Linked DNA regions of Homo sapiens: region 1 is linked to region 2. Evidence: chromatin loops called from intact Hi-C (ENCODE). Cell type or tissue: HepG2. All regions are shown on one strand. Links, peaks and the distances in the headings refer to the core of each region. The heading gives the core; the rest is flanking DNA.

Region 1 (8,335 bases), core at 265-8,264, 910 kb before region 2:
CAATGCTATCCCTCCCCCCTCCCCCCACCCCACAACAGTCCCCAGAGTGTGATATTCCCCTTCCTGTGTCCATGTGATCTCATTGTTCAGTTCCCACCTATGAGTGAGAATATGCGGTGTTTGGCTTTTTGTTCTTGCGATAGTTTACTGAGAATGATGTTTTCCAATTTCATCCATGTCCCTAATTTTGTGTCTGTTAATCAACCTCTGGTTTTCCGTCCTCACCCACCACCACCTCTGATGCCTTTCCAGTCTCTAGTGACCACTATTTTACACTCTACTTCTATGAAGTCAACTTCAGAGTGAGTTTTATGGTATTAAACATCTTTGTTTTCTAACCAGCAACCTCAGCTAAGAGTGTCATTTCTTTTCTTTTTTTTTTTTTTTTTTTACTTCTTTATGCTGTCACCTATAATTGTAGGAGCTAGATCTGTAGTACTAGTGCTTTGGATGTAGTACTAGTGATATGGAAGTGCTGGGAAGGGAAGAACGTGGTCCCTTTGAATGACAGGGAAGGGGGTAAGGGAAGTGCTGAGTAGAGAAAGGTGGTTCCCTGGATAGAGCTCCACCCCCAAGGACCTAGGTGACAACAGGCGCTCCTGCCTTTGGCGCCCAAATGTTCCATTTTCCAAGACCACCCTGGCCCCCCTCCCACGCCACCATCCTGGGCCTATAAAAACCAGAAACCTTAGCAAGGCAGAGACACAGTGGCTGGATGTCATGAGGAACACATCGTGGAAGAAGACGCAAGCGGCTGGTAGTTGAGAGCACAGCAGCGGAAGAGCACCCGATAGGCACCAGCAGGCGGCAGGCCATAGACCACGGAGCGACGGGGAGTTTGGCTGGGGCAGTCGCAGGAGAGCCCGGATCTCCAAGCGGCTGGTCTCCAGGGGAAAAAATCTCCCTTCTGGCTCCCCCATCTGCTGAGAGCTACTTCCACTCAATAAAACCTTGCACTCATTCTCCAAACCCATGCGTGATCAGATTCTTCCAGTACACCAAGGCAAGAAATCCAGGGATACAGAAAGCCCTCTGTCCTTGGGACAAGCTAGAGGGTCTAATTGAGCTGGTCAACGCAAGCCGCCTGTAGGCGGCAAACTAAGAGAGCACCCTGTAACACATGCCCACTGGGGCTTCAGGAGCTGTAAACATCCACCCCTAGACACTGCCATGGGGTTGAAACCCCACAGCCTTCCTGTCTGTATGCTCCCCTAGAGGTTTGAGCAGCGGGGCACTGAAGAAGCGAGCCACACCCCCATCACATGCCCTGAAAGGGGGCCAAGGGAACCTTTCTCGTTTCACTAGTGCTTTGTCTTGTCTTGGATGTCAAAGTACTTGTGTAGCCTCCATAAGTGATTCTCGGACCTGAGGAATTCATAGCTTCCCTCCCCTAACTCCAGCAACAGCAGACTGATGTATGGATGCAGGCATGCCCCCATACTGACATTACTTCATATTCAGCAAGGCCCCTGGAATTGTCCGGCTGGTGCACAAGCACCCATCTGTATGTTTCCACCACAGAATCATGGACGCAAAACACCCCAGTCATACCAAAGCCTTCTTTAGTTCCTGAATCCTGCACCAGAAGTGCTTGTTGGATAAAATTATCCACTGTGGTTTCCGGGGTTTGTGTTGGTTCAAAGTCCATTGTAAGGAGAGACTCCATGCAATAATCACAACAGCCACTATTCATTGGAGGTCTACTATTTGCTACATCCTGCACTTTACATGTATAATTTCTTACTCTCGCCACATTTTAGTAAGAAGAGTATTATTATTATCTTTATATTTTAGGAGAGGAAACAATGTCTTAGGCAATTTAAGTAAATTGCCCAAGCGAATAAAGTGGCACAGCTTGAATTCAAAATTACTTTCATCTGTTTCCAAAATTAACATTTATTGTTCTAATTCACATGTTAGCAATGTCTATAAAGGATAAAGGACAAATCCAGGAAGATTCAGGACCTTCTGGTGCTCCAGTCCAATGCGTAGGTGTCTGCGGGAACTTTATAACCAATTTCTCCCATCCCAGGGTCGCTTATTTATTCTTTAATTCAACCAATATTTATTGAATGCTGACTGTGCTAGTTGAAGGAGATGTGTCTGTTGTCTTCAAGGAGCATGTTTTCTAGTGTAACAAATAGATAAGTGAACAGACGGGTGCACTATGCTGTGTTAAGTACAACAATAGCAGCTCAGTATAGGGGAGATGGAGGTCCATACCATCCTCTTCCTACGTCGGCTGCCTTCCCTAAGAGAGGCGCTATTAGAAATTGATCGTGGGTCTTCATCTGTGTGCCTTATGTCTCTGGGATGTGTACATGCAAAAATGCATAGATATGCAGTCTCCAGTTTATACTGTCTTCCAGATATCTTAGTCACCTGTATGTCAAGGGACAGCTATCTTCCCCCATTCATAAAATGTCCAGAAAGGACACATAATAGATCCTGCGACAGGACGTCCAGCCAGTACTTATTATCTGGAGGCCGAGGAACAGACCCATGCCTCTGTCATCTCCCAGATACTCAGGACACATATTTGAATCATGAGTGGAGTTCCATTGGTCCCTTGGGGGAAGGCCCTCCAGGGTCACAATAGACTTTTTAGAGCAGCTTCATCGGACCCTCTCCCTTGACAGTCAGGATCCAGCCCTTTCAAAGTGACCATGATCCAGCAAGGTGCTGTTCACTAGACTAAGGTGGGACTTCTCCACATTTTCACCTGGACCTGGACCTCTTACTTTCTGAAACTTTGGCTTTTTTTTTTTTTTTTTTTTGAAACAGAGTCTCACTCTATACCCAGGCTGGAGTGCAGTGGTATGATCTTGGCTCACTGCGACCTCTGCCTCCTGGGTTCAAGTGATTCTCCTGCCTCAGCCTCCCGAATAGCTGGGACTACAGGCATGAGCCACCGCAGCCAGCTAATTTTTGTATGTTTAGTAGAGATGGGGTTTCACCATGCTGGCCAGGCTGGTCTCAAACTCCTGGCCTCAAATGATCCACCCCCCATCGCCTCCCAAAGTGCTGGGATTACAGGTGTGAGCCACTGTGCCTGGCCTTGGCATTTGTTTCTATTCACAACTACACACCAAGTGACTGCTCTTCTTGTGTTTTAGGTCTTCTCCGTTTATGTCCTGTGCCTGACCTGTCTGTTTACCCACTCACTGACCTTACTTTAGCCTCTCAGATTAGATTGGACTGACACCCCAGTGACTCTGAGTACCAAGAACAGGAAGAAACCTAATTTTGATTTCTTTTTGCTTTCCTTATGTGCTATTGCTAGTTGTGCCAGCGTATTCCTTCTAAATAGTGCTTTCATTCAAGAGCCTTTAATGACTCCTCATTCCCATAACCAACATTTTACACTCTTGATCCTGCCTTCTGATCCCAGTCTGCATTCTAGCTCTATATCTCTCTGCTGTGCAGCATGTGCCAACCATGATGGATTACTCCCTTGTTCCAACACATTCGTGCTTCTGTGTAAGTTACTTGATGCCTCAAATATGCTTCATTTCTTCTTTCCCTTTTAAAATTATCCTATCTTCCTGGCTCCTTTATTTCTTCCCCCTTGAGATGGTGCCTTGCTCAGTCACCCAGGCTGGAGCGCAGTGGCTTGATCATAGCTTACTGCAGCCTCAAACTCCTGAGCTCAAGCAATCCTCCTGCCTCAGCCTCCCAAGTAGCTGGGACTACAGGTGCTCGTCCCCACACTGGGCTAATTTTTAATTTTTTTGTAGAGATGGGGGTCTTGCTATGTTGTTCAGACTGATCTAGAACTGGCCTCAAGCAATCCTCTTGCCTCAACCTCCCTAGTGGCTGGGATTACAGTGCCTGGCTAACTCCTACTCCTTCAAGACCCAGACAATGCCTCTCACTGTTGGGGCAGGATCTCTAATTGCCTTTTGCACAGGCTGAAGGGATGACCTCCATTCTTAAGCCAGTTGTGTAATTTGCACATAGCTCCTTGCTATACTTTATGGCAATGATTTCTCTATGTATTCTCCACTAGTCTATATGCATTCTGAGGTCAGAAAGCATGCCTCTTTTATCTGTTATCCTGACTATCCAGGACAATGACTGGCATTATAATAGATGTCTTATTATTGTTTTTTGAATAAATAAATGGATTGTTTTTAACTCCACTTGCTGTATGTTTTGAAAACAAAATTAATTCTACAGTGGTAAGGAGAGATAATACTGAAAGTGTCACTAAGATGGCAATTTTTGACATGAAACCCTTCCAAAGAAAAAGGATTTTAAAAAGTTAGGCAGGTATTGTGGTGCACACCTATCGTCCCAGCTATTGAGGAGGCTGAGGTGGGAGGATCACTTGAGCCCAGGAGGTCAAGGCTGCAGTGAGTTTTGATTGTGCCACTACACTCCAGCCTTGGTGACAGAGCAAGACCCTGACAAACACACACAGACACACACACACACACACACACACACACACACACACACGAAAGAAAAGAAAAGAAAAAAGAAAAGAAAATTGTACCAGTAGAAAAGTGAAGAAGGTCATTTAAATAGAGGACCCTCTACTGCTCAACTTAAAATAGAGCAGGCCATTTAGAGACTAGGGGAAAGTCTGGTGTGTATTAATGAAAGAGGACATTGTAGGAAATGACAGGTAGTCATACCCAGATCCTAAAGAACTCTGTCTGTGGTACTAAGAACTTTAGACTTTATTCTGTGATCAATAGAGGGACTACTAACCACATACGTTTTCTAAGTGGTGGAGTGACATGGTCGGATTCAATTGGTGAGTAACTCTGGGCTTATGTTTTTGCTCTCTCTCTCTTTTTTTTTTTTTTTTTTTTTTTTTTTTTTTTTTTTAAGATATTGTGCATAGGTGTTCTGGGAAGTGGTTCCAAGAAGAGCTTATCATCCTGTACGCTAGCCTCCGGGAGGACAGGGTTGCCTGAGACAGTGTGGGCAGTGGTTGCCTCCTGGCTCAGCCACTGGAGGTCACTGTTGCACCATAGATATGTTCACAAAGCACCGTGATGCCGTTTCCAAGTTGGCTTCTGCCAGGGGTGAATTCATCATCCCCTGGGCAGCTTGGAAGTTCCCTAGTGCAGACATCTCTCTGTCTCCAAGGATTGGCCTGGTCACACAATGTGGTTGAGGGAGAGCTTAGTCTGAGGCAAGAGGGAGAGAGGCTGGAAAGCCTGGTGCAAAGAGGGCTGAGGCAGTCTTCAAATACGGGAAATTTCATGTGGTCTGGATTGCATTATCCTGCGTCTGAAATGGGAGAGGCTGGATGCCCCTTTGGGTCAAGGCGACTTTTCTCTTGCCACTTTCTGGTTTGAATCTGGTTGAGGTAGGGAAGGTTATTATTGTCTTCTGAGTCCCTAGAGATCAGAAGATACAAAACATGTTAGGCATCTCAGGCTCCCTCATAGAGGGAGATCTGGAGATTGGAAGAGGCCTTCCTAGTCCTGCTGGGCTCTGACAACAGAACTGCTACATAGAAAAGGGGAATGGAAACAGAGGCCCGCGCCTTAAACACACCCACTCACCAGTGGTCTGTACCCAGAGCAGGCTTCAACTGAGGCATCCAAGAGAACCATAGAGAAGAGCAGGAACTGATATTTCTAGTGAGAAACTCTGTGTGCCAGGTGTTTTCTATGTTTTCACACTCAGCTCTCATGATACATGTGTGCAGTGGGTATTATTTTTGCTCATTTGCTATTTGAAGAAACCGAGGTGTAGAGCTGACGCTTGAACCGTAAGTCTCCTAAAATACAAAGAGCAAAGATAGTAAAATGACTACTTGTGGGTACCTTTTTAAGAACTTACCTGAGCTTGAAAACTTGGTTTGAGTCATACAGGAGAACGGATCTCTGACCATGCAACTTAGCTAATAACTCATTTTACATTGCTTGAGAGTAACTTCTTCCTAGTAAGTCATAATCTGCTTATGACTTCACATAGGTCCAAAACACTTCTATACACATCAACTAATTTGACCCTTATAATGAGTACCTTATCCCCATTTTTGTAGATAAAGAATCCGAGATTTCAAGAATTTGATTGCCTAAGATCACATAGTTAATTAATGGTGGGATCAAACTCAGATCCTTCTTACTCCAAATGGGGCACTCTTTGCATGACCCGTAATTATACCTCTAGATAAATCTTGCATGATGAAAAGATGTTGTATCATAGCTGAATTAGAAATAAAATGCACTTGCAATTTTTGTAGTACAACATTTTATTTTTAGAGATGAGGAGATTTCAATCCATTAAGTTCCTTGCCCAAAGTTCATACAGCTCTGGGGTGAGTAACATTATCTTCCTAAGTTAAGATTCCCAGATTTAGCAAATAAAATGCAGAACTATTAGAATTTCTAGTATTACATGGGGCCTAATTATACTAAAAAAATACTCATTGTTTATCTGAAATTCAAATTTAACTGGACATCCTGTATTTTATCTGACAACTCTATCCTAAATCCAAAGAGGAAAAGCTAAGTTCACCGTTCTTCTGGACATATTTGAGTTTTGGAAATGCAAATATTTTGAGAAAAGCACTTTGAGCACCCTAAAAAAATGGGAAGACTTTCTGTGATTTTATTCTGGCTTTGCTAACAACACCTCCCTGAGCTGTGCTTGCCCGCTACACCTAATGGATTCATTTTTAAGTACATCCTGAGAAAAAAACAATTGCGAAGCAGTTTTGCAAAATGCAAAGCGCTTCAGGACAATTATAAAAGAAACCAGCCCAGTTAATCATACCAACTACTCAAGGGAAACCAGATCATGGAAAGAAATCCCCAAGGAACATGGAGTAGAATATCCTTCCTATGCACACCTTTAATCAAGATTCAAAAGGAAGACAGCTAGTTCCCTTTGGAAATGATTATGTAATGAAATCAACCCTGCTTTGTACTCCCAGACTAATTACTGGATTTATTCTTTTTACTCAATTTATTTCCATGTATTTGGACATTTTTCATTGATATTCTTCATTATTTTATTAAAACAAACAAAAATAAATAAATAATAGTATTTTGAGCTGACCAGGTACAAGAGTGCTGATTTTAGAACCAGTATTAAAAATTTAAATATTAAGGAAGTTTCATACTTAACTATATCCATAGTTAAATATAAAGGGAATTTCTTAGTCTATTATGTTGTATTATACATTACATATCCTTGTAGGTCCAGGTCTCATAAAGATAAAGCTCTGTGTACATATGATGACCTTTAGTCATTCTGAAAATAAAAAAATGCTGGTTCTTAAAGTCACATGTTAATGAAGTGGACAATAATGCATTTATGGCAATGAGATATCTGAGCCATTTTTACACCTGTTAGGATGGCTATAATAAAAAAACAAAAGGTAACATGCGTTGGTGTGATGTGGAGAAAAGAAAACTCTTGTACACTATTGGTGAGAATTTAAATTAGTACTGTTATTATGGAAAACAGCATGACGTTTTCTAAAAAAAATTTTAAAATAGAACTACCATATGATCCAGCAATCCTCCATCTGCCATCAAAGGCAATAAAAGCAGTATGTCGAAGAAATATCTGCACTCTCATATTCATGGAAGCATTATTCATAATAGCCAGGATGTAGAATCATTCTGATTTTCCACCAATGGATGAATGAATAAAATGTGGTGTGTGCATCTAGGAGCCTATTGCTCCTTGATATACACATATCTATATATTCAATCGTCTATAAAGACATGTATCACTTAACAATGGGAATACATTCTGAAAAATGTGTTTGTGAGTGATTTTGTTGTTGTGCAAACATCATAGAGTATACTTACACAAACCTAGGTGGTGTAGCCTATTACACACCTAGGCTATATGGTACAGCCTGTTGTTCCTAGGCTAAAAACCTGTATAGCATGTTACTGTACTGAATATTGTAGGCAATGGTAACAAAATGGTTCTGTGTGTATCTAAAGGTATCTGAACATAGAAAAGGTATAGTAAAAATACAGTATTATGATCTTATGGGATGCCATTGCATATACAGTCTGTTATTGACCAAAACATTATGTGGTCCATGAGTATATATATAAAATGAAATATTACTTAGCCTTAAAAAGGAAGGAAATCCTGCCATCTGTAACAACATGGATGAACCTGGGGGACATGATACCGTGAAATAAGCCAGACAGAGAAAGAGAAGTGTTGCATGGTCTAATTGAGATGTGGATTCTAAATTAAACTAGAACTCATAGTTGTAGAGAGTAGAACAGTGGTTGCCAGGGGCTGGGGAGTGGAGGAAATGGGGAGATATTGGTCAAAGGGTACAAAGTGCCGATCATGTAGAATGAATAAGTTCTGGAGATCTAATGTATAACATAAG
Region 2 (8,335 bases), core at 199-8,198:
GTGTGCTGATCCAGAAATGAAGCAGAAGCACCAGAACTGTGCTCTCTGCAGAAACGTGCCCAGGGGGTGAAGGGCTCTCTGACTACTCACGGCAATTGGCCTCGTCCCGGCCATCCTGGCAATCTTGGTGGCCGTCACAGCGCTTCCAGTTGGGAATACACGTCTTCGGTTGGTGGCATTCGAACTCAAATCGGTCACATCGCCCAAGTTGGGTGGGAGTGGAGGCAGCAGTGACGTTTGCTAAAATAAAAGATTTTTAAAATTTACTTTTTAATATTGAGGGAGCTGGCCAATAACAGCAACCAATCAATATGCTAGGAGATTACGGTGCTTTAGAAATTACAATGGGAACCTGAAGACAAATGCGAGTTCCGGATAGAGAGCAGAGTAGATACAGACATCTAATGTTGCTTCCCCACAGGATCCCACTAAAGCCACAGTCAAGAGATTGTTTTCAAAGACCTAAATCCACGAGGACATGGATAATGAGATTTGGGAGCTGGAAAGAAGACAGATAGCGGTATGTGACTAAAGAGGCCAGCGAAGGCTGCGTCCTACCCTAAGCCGTCACAGGAGAAAGCTCAGAACCAATCAGATCAACAACACACAGTCCTCCAAAAGTTCAGAAACTGGCATCTAACTGGAAGTGAAGAAGGAGTTAAAATAAGGGAACTGACTGAATGATGTTTAAGACGCAGCTACATTCCTTATATCCCCTCCTATCAGTCCCACGAGGCAACCAACCCATACGTCACCCCAATAGAAGAATGGAGGGTTGTTATTTGGAGAAAGTAAAAACAGAGAGTTGTTTAGATAGGCGTAGTTGACAGCAAGTATATCCTACTGATAAAAGGGGGATTAAACCTACATATGGAAGTCCCAGTCCTCTTCTCCGAGGATCCTAGCAATAAGGTAATTATTGTCTAGGCAGGAGATCTAATAATCTTCTCTGGGGAAAATGACCAGCTTCAGAGACTAACCCTGAAGTAACCAAGATTCAGAGTTCCCCCATGGTTCCCAGCCATGAACCTCGAAGTTGACAAGCCCACCCATGTGCTCAGAATTACTTACCAGCACTTTAGTCCCCAGCCTTAAATACAAGCAGCAACCAAGAACTATCTGAGAAAAGGCTTTGACATGAAAGGCAGAAAGCCAAACAGAGCCCTAACCCCCAAAAAGGCCATTTGGAGGAAATAGAGGCTTTGCAAGAAGAAAACTTCAAAAACAAATATCCTTAATACGTTCAGAAAGAAAGAATATATTATTTATCCAAGAAAAAAAGAAAACAGGATACCATAAAAAGGGACAGTGGTAAAAATGGAGAAGCTCTTAAAGTTAAAACCATGACAACAAAGATGAAAAACTCAGCAAAGAGTTGAAATATAAAGTTGAGTAAATCTCCTAGAAAATTGGGGGGGTGGGGGAAGGGAATTTTCAAAACTATAAAAGATTAAACAAAAAAATAAGGAAGAAGACCAGATCAGGAGACAATATATGAATGACAAGAGTTCCAGGAAATAAGAGAAAACAGAGAGGGAAATATCATTAATAAAAACTTCAAGAAAAATTCCTTGAACTAAAATATATAAACTTCCATATCAAAAAGCATGCAAGTGTCCGCTATGTTGGATGGAAAGGGTCTCAGAGCAAAGCACATCATTGTGAAATTTTAAAACACTGGTGCCAAAGGGAAGATTCTACAAGCTTCTAGAGGATTAAAAACAGGTTACATACAAAAAAAAAAAAATCAGAATCAAAATGGCTTTTGGATTTCCGAAAAGCTGCTTGAAGGCAGTGGAACAAAACCTTCAAAACTCTGAAGGAAAATTACTTACAATCTAGCACGCCAAACCCAGCCCAACTATCAATTAAGTCTGAAGACAGAATTAAAACACTTTAAGACAAGCAAGACCTCACACAGGCCTCCCACATACATTTTCTCAGGCATTTTCCAGAAAACGTGCTCTACTGAAACATGGGATTAAACTAAAAAGAGAAAAACTGGGACACAGAAAACAGGAGTTCCAACAGGAGATGGAGGTAAAGGAAATCCTGAAGATGATGATGGTGCAACGTCCTAAAAGGCAGTTGTGCCCCAGGTATACAGGGCAACCAATACAAACCAGAGCAGCAAAATTCAAGAGACAAACACCTGAGAGCTGTCATCACAGTGTCCTTGGCCACTGCGTCATCATATTCACCTGACAAGGCTACTGAAGGATGCACTCCACCCAAACAAGGGAGTAAACCAAGAAAAAGCAACACACAAGATCCAGGAAACAAGGAATCTAAACTGGGAGAAAGGCAAAGAGAATTCCAAGGAGGCAGTGAAAGTCCCTGGGTAACAGGCACACAGCAGGACTAGAGAACAATCTGTCCCGAAAGGAGAATCCACGTTGTTAGAAGGAGTATCTCCAAGAGAAAAACTGGACTTGATAAATCCCTGGACATGTTGACCTGTGGAAAGTTATCCTGAGTGGCGACTGAAAGGCAGAAAGCATTGGCAAATGGTACAAAACAACCTAAGCAAACAAATGAAAAAAGCAATTATTAACTTCAGGATATTGTGCATATTCTATAGTTTTCATTGGATTTTCAAAGGGGCTTTCCCTATATCTCAGAACCACTCTGCAGAAACACAAGGTACATGGAGACAGGTGATAAAAAATAAAAAGGGGGAGAATGCCAGGCCAAGGCAAATCATGCCCTGGACAATAAGGGAGGCATCAGAGGGCTCCAATACTGGGGAGGACATGAGCATTCATCAGTATGGGCCTTATCAGAAGAAAAACTGAAAGGGGGAGAAATATGAGGTTAATAAGCCAGTTAGAAGACTTCTACACTAAACAAAGAAGATCCACGAGCTACAGATAACAATGAGTTTAAATTTGTCCCAGCACTGCGCACAAAAAAGAAAGTACAAAAGCTGAACAGGATATATAAACAGAGATCTGATCACTGGATTAGTCAGAATTTGCTAGAGTCTATTAATGTCCTGGTCAGAGTTTCAATAAGCAAAAACAACTTGAAGAGGATAATCAAGTTATTCAATAAATATGTAGGCCTTGAGGAGAAAGGACAGACACAAAGTTTTGTTTTCTCTTTTACAATTCATTTTAATTTGAGAAGCATTTTAGGGGATACTGACTATTTGCCTATTATTGTAGGAGACACAGAGCAGGACTCAAAGTAGTAGACAGCATGATTCCCAAACAGGAAGTCCACACAATGGCTATGGAAGCAAAGATCAACACGCATGAAATAATTAGGAAGCAATATATGGCAGATCATAGTTAAGAATCAAAAGGTCAATGGGTAAGTTTAATGAGACTGGAAAAGAGATGGAAATCATTTAAAGGAATCAGTGAAAGCGCCACAGAGGTGGAGCTTGAAAGGAGAATAATACCCTACTTGTTCAAAGCAGAAATCCCAAACTTTTGTGAACCTAAGAATCATATGGGGATCTCCTGGGCTCCACCCAGAAATTCTGATTCTACATTTTTTTATAAACACCCCAGGCGATTCCATTAGGGTGGTCTTTGCATCACATTTTGAGAAGTTCTGATGATATGAATATATCAAGGTCTCTTTTGCTATAAAATCCATGCTTCTGTTTGCACTGATGGATGGTGGGTTTCAGTGATAAGGAAAGTAGGAAGACAAGGTTGAGGGTACAGGAGTTCCTGCTGAGGGCAAAACCTTGCTGCAGGTGCACAGGCAGGAAAGAAGCAAGTCTATCTGAAGAAGATCAGGAATCTAGCTTGGCTGATGTAAGGAATCCAGGGAGGCAAGGAGGAATCAGCTCACAGAGGGCCTGGAAAATAGAAATTGTCAAAAATTGATCTTCTAGACAGGAGAACAAGAGGAAACTCAATATGGCAAAAAGACCACCCTAGTAAAAACATCATTTTTATAATGTTTTATAAAAAACATAGAATCAGAATTTCTGGGTGGAACCCAGGAGATCCCTACATGCTTTAGGTTCACTAAAGTTTGGGATTTTGATGTTTTTAAACAAGGAAGCAATGGAAAGAACATGCTCACAGAAGAAGGGAAAAGATCATGCAAAGCATGCAAAAAATTATTTGTTCTCCTATTATAACTGAGTTTGAAGTAGACTCCTGCTTAGGAAAGAACACAGGATCCTCACCTCTGTTCCGCCTGCTGTTAGGAGCACACACGAAATGGGATTTCAAGTTCTACCCCACCTCCAACAATATGGTGACTACAGACCTTCAGCTGCCTCTTTGAGTTTAGCCACTAGATGGCAGTGCTTACCCTTCTTTTAGTTGGACAGGCCGGCCAACTAGCAAGCTGAATTGGGCTCTCTCCCCAGAGTTTAATACACACACAAAAAGTTCCACATTAATTCCAATTTGTACTTTCCCACTAAGAAGGCAGCAAAGGTGGCATAACCATAGCCTGGGTGGAAATCAGGGTGGCTGGCATCTTGCAGGAAGGTCAGAGGCCAGTTATAGAGGATGAGATGCTCCCATTCCAATTTCCTATGCATCTATGATCCAGGAAAAAATGCTAGAAATCAGCCTTCCCTGGAGGTACACCATTAGTAACAGGCAACCTGGCCACACAGCAGAGTCCCAGACAGCAGGGCATGGGGCCCGGTTGGATTGTGCCCAGAGCACACCCCCAGAAGGTCCTCTCCACAATAGCAGGTACCACAGGAGAGGACCTGGGCCAGAACTCACCAAGCAAGGGGCAGGCTTCCTCGTCAGAGCCATCTGCACAATCTCGGTACCCGTCGCACACCCAGGTGTCCATCACGCAGGTCCCACTGCTGCAGCGGTAGTAATTGGGCAGACACGTGGAGGGCCCAGGAGTCGAGAAGGGAAGAATATGTGAATCTGAGAAAAACACCAAGCACGGAAACCCAAAACATTAGAAGCAGCTTGATCTTAGACCAAATATGTCCCAAACCTAGTGCGGATGTCCCAGTTTTAGCTGTACCTGCTGAGGGAGGCCAGTGACTGGCACAGCTCTGAGCAGCGGCTAATCTAGAAATCATGTATAATGGGTTGTCAGAAGAGGCAATATTCTTTTCCCTTTTGGGGAGTAGATTTCCCTTACTATATTTGATTTCGGTTAATATTCAGATAAGTTTGCTTTTGCAGGGGCTGGTGAAAGAAACAGGTGGCTGAGGAGGCACAGGGTGGCTAAGAGAATTCCTACTGAGGCAAAGCATTGTGTTCTAGTTAATTCAACCGCAACTACTCCACGACCTGGTTCAGAGATGAGAATGCCAGAAAGGAAAGGGGCAAGTCTGCATTCCACATGAGTGCTCCTCAAATGCATTGTGGAGCACACAGGACCTGGGGGCTTATTAGCATGCAGATTCTGACTCTGTAGGTCTGGGGTGAGGTCAGAGATTCTACATTTCTAACAAGTTCCAAGGAGATGCAGATGCTACTGGTTGCAAACCATACTTTGAGTAGGAAGGCTCTAGACTTCTCACTCTGCCCTGCAAATACGGAATAAATAGCCTGAAAATAGGAGAAACCAACCACACTTATTTCAAAATGAGAAAGAGGAACAGAAAAAATTTGAGTCACTCCTCTCACAAAAATATGCCCCCCAAAACACGGAATCAGCCAGGCACATCCTGCATAGCTGGTGGAACTATTCTGGTGTGTCTTGGTTATGGGGCTAACCCAGGCCCCAGGGGCCTCTTACCTCCACAATCCTTCTCATCAGACCAGTCCCCACAGTCGTTCTCCCTGTCACATTTCCATCTGTTGGGGATGCAGTGGCCATTCTCACACCGAAACTGGAAGTAGCGGGAGCAGTTTGGGGCTTCTGTGGGGTTTTCTGCAGAGATCAACCACATCATCAGTTGCTTTCCCTGCATCAGTGTGAACACAGGGCTCCAACTCTAGGCATCCTCCTCCAGACCCAAGTTCCAGGGCAACCCACACTTCCCACCCATAAAGAGATAAGGCAGCTTCATGGACCCAATGGGGAACAAAAAATACACCTACAAACTAAACAAAACCCCATCTTCCCAGCCCCTAACCCATGTTCCTCTGATCTATACTACAATATCCTGAGAACAATCACCTGAATTTTAATTCTGACATTTTACCAAAGGAATAAAACAACTATTGATGGTAATCCAATCATGACAATAACTATTACATTGTGGCCTGTCACTTTTAGGGGGAGGTCACTCCATAATATTTACCATAATTCCTTATCTACCACCTTCCTTATACATAATGTGGTCTTCCCAACCACAGAAAGGAAAGGAGATCAAATAAACTTTTCCCTAGCACCTGCTGGGTGCCAGCTGCCCCCTTCAAGACTCAACTCGTATGAGTATTCAGGAACTGGCAGCAACTGCTGCTGAGTTACGGGAAGGCCAAGTCTGCAGTGGGGTTGCCGGTGAGTGTCCCTGTAACTGCAGGCATCACTGTTAACTAGAGGATTAGGATGTGAGGAGGCAGACTGGACATCTTACCGCAGTTGGCTTCATCAGAATAATCGCCGCAATCATCCATCCCGTCGCACTTCCAAATCAAACTGATGCACACTCCATTCTGACACTGGAAACCGAACTCATCACATACCTTGTGGAACTCAGGATCTTGGGCTACAGAGGGAACAAACATCCATGAAGTCCAGGAACTTCCATGCTGAGGGGTCGAAGCAGCAGTGGTGCCCAGAAGCAAGGGGGAACAGCAGTGAGTTCTGGCAAAGGACTGTCTGGCTAAACCATGCCTTGAAAGCAAAAGCCAAACCTAATCTAAACAGAGCACACACTTTGTTAATTAATCCATTCCATGAATCTTTACCGAGTCGTGTTATGAGCTGAGTTTATCCTCCCAAAAATCATGTGTTTAAGTCCCAACCTCTAGTCTCTCAGAAACAGGACTGTATTTAGAGATAAGGGCTTGAAAGAGGAAACGTTAGAATGAGGTGATCTGGGTGGCCCGAATCTAATAGGCCTGGTGTCCTTACAGAAGAGGAAATTTAGACACAGATGTGTACAGAGGAAAGACCGTGTGAAGAGCCAGGGAGAAGGCAGCCAGGCAGCCGTCTATGAGGCCAGGGAGAGAGGCCTCGGAGGAACCCAACCCTGCCGACACCTTGATCTTGGACTGCTAGCTTCCAGGCTTGCAAGAAATAAATTTCTGTTGTTTGAGCCATCTGGTCTGTGGTACTCTGCTACAGCAGTCCCAGGAAACAAATATAAGAGCTGCTCCAAGAAGGGCACTATTTTAGGAGAGGGCCATAGCAATGCACAAAACAAGCCCCTGCTCCTGTAAAGCTCAGGCAGCAAAATGAACAGACAGGTCCAAATTGGGGCAAGTTGTGACAGGATCATCGAAGCAGGGTAAGGGGCTACGGCACGCTGGGAGTGCCATCTGATACAGTACTGGCAAGAAAGGCCTCTCACTTTCAGCGACCCTTGAGCCAAGACCCTGGTCACTCGCCATCCTGCCCCTTATACATACACCCACAACTGAAAAGCAGGATTCCTTAAGCAACAAAAGAAAGTCTTTCTCAGAAAAGGCAAGCTTGGATGCTCAACCTAGACATGTAAGCTAAATAGAGGTGCAACTCCAGGGTGGTCAAACCCTCGACACTCAACCAAGACCTGTCAGTTATTAAATAGAGACACAACCCCAGGGTGGCCAAACCCCCATGCAAGTTCTTTAGTGACCGTGAGTCACCTCCCCTGCCTGCCCCAACTCACAGCATCCTGCAAACGCCGCATCCTCATCGGACCCGTCGCGGCACTGGATGATTCCGTCACAGACCATGGAGTGGAACAGGCACTGCTGGCGGTTCTTACACACAAAGTCCATGAAGTGCGTACAGAGGGGCTCTGTAAGGGATCCAGAGAAGGGAAGAGGCCATGAGCACTGCGGCTGGCTGGGCCCTCTAGCCCTGGGCAAGTGCACACGAGTACAGATGTGGCTTCAGGAAGCAACAGTAAAAGCCACAATTTATTGAGCACTTGTTTTCTGCCAAGCCTAGAGCTAAAGCATTTGACATAAAGTGCATCATTAAACCCTCAAGACAACATTAGGAGAGATTTTATTGTCGCTAATTCAAAATGAGAAAACAAGGGCAGTAGCATTAAGTATTTTGCCAAGAGTACACAGCTGATGAAGATGAAGCCAAAAGTGAAATCCAGAGCTGTCTGGCATCAAACCCCCAATCTCAAGCATGATTAATAGATACTGACTCTCTAATACGGGGGTAGGCAAATTTTTCTGTAAGGAACTAATATTATGGAATGCACTGTGTTCCCCCAAAATTTGTATGTTGAAGCCCTGATCCCCAATTTGACTGTATTTGGAGATAGGGCCTTTAA

Evidence for each region. Peaks named below come from ENCODE experiments on the same cell type or tissue, not always from the same donor. Only the 100,000 strongest peaks of a DNase experiment are listed, where the experiment ranks them.
Region 1: a loop joins it to region 2, with 32 times the contacts of the local background. A loop is called at or near these places in 9 of 110 quality-filtered maps.

What each region holds. Positions count from the first base shown.
Region 1 is chr11:122,502,570-122,510,904 of GRCh38, reverse strand. No RefSeq gene overlaps it. Among named protein-coding and RNA genes, the nearest start is that of TRK-TTT2-1, 53 kb to the left of the region's middle. RefSeq lists a silencer at 5,014-5,073. In HepG2, for the core only: a CTCF peak has its summit at 4,968 (motif pointing right); a DNase peak (open chromatin) is centred at 4,974.
Region 2 is chr11:121,587,528-121,595,862 of GRCh38, reverse strand. It overlaps SORL1 (sortilin related receptor 1), which reads right to left. Exons shown (of 48, transcript NM_003105.6): 28 at 7,712-7,843; 29 at 6,473-6,604; 30 at 5,689-5,823; 31 at 4,707-4,862; 32 at 91-240. Among named protein-coding and RNA genes, the nearest start is that of SORL1-AS1, 140 kb to the right of the region's middle. RefSeq lists enhancers at 1-608, 5,900-5,999. In HepG2, for the core only: a CTCF peak has its summit at 4,259 (motif pointing right); a DNase peak (open chromatin) is centred at 4,272.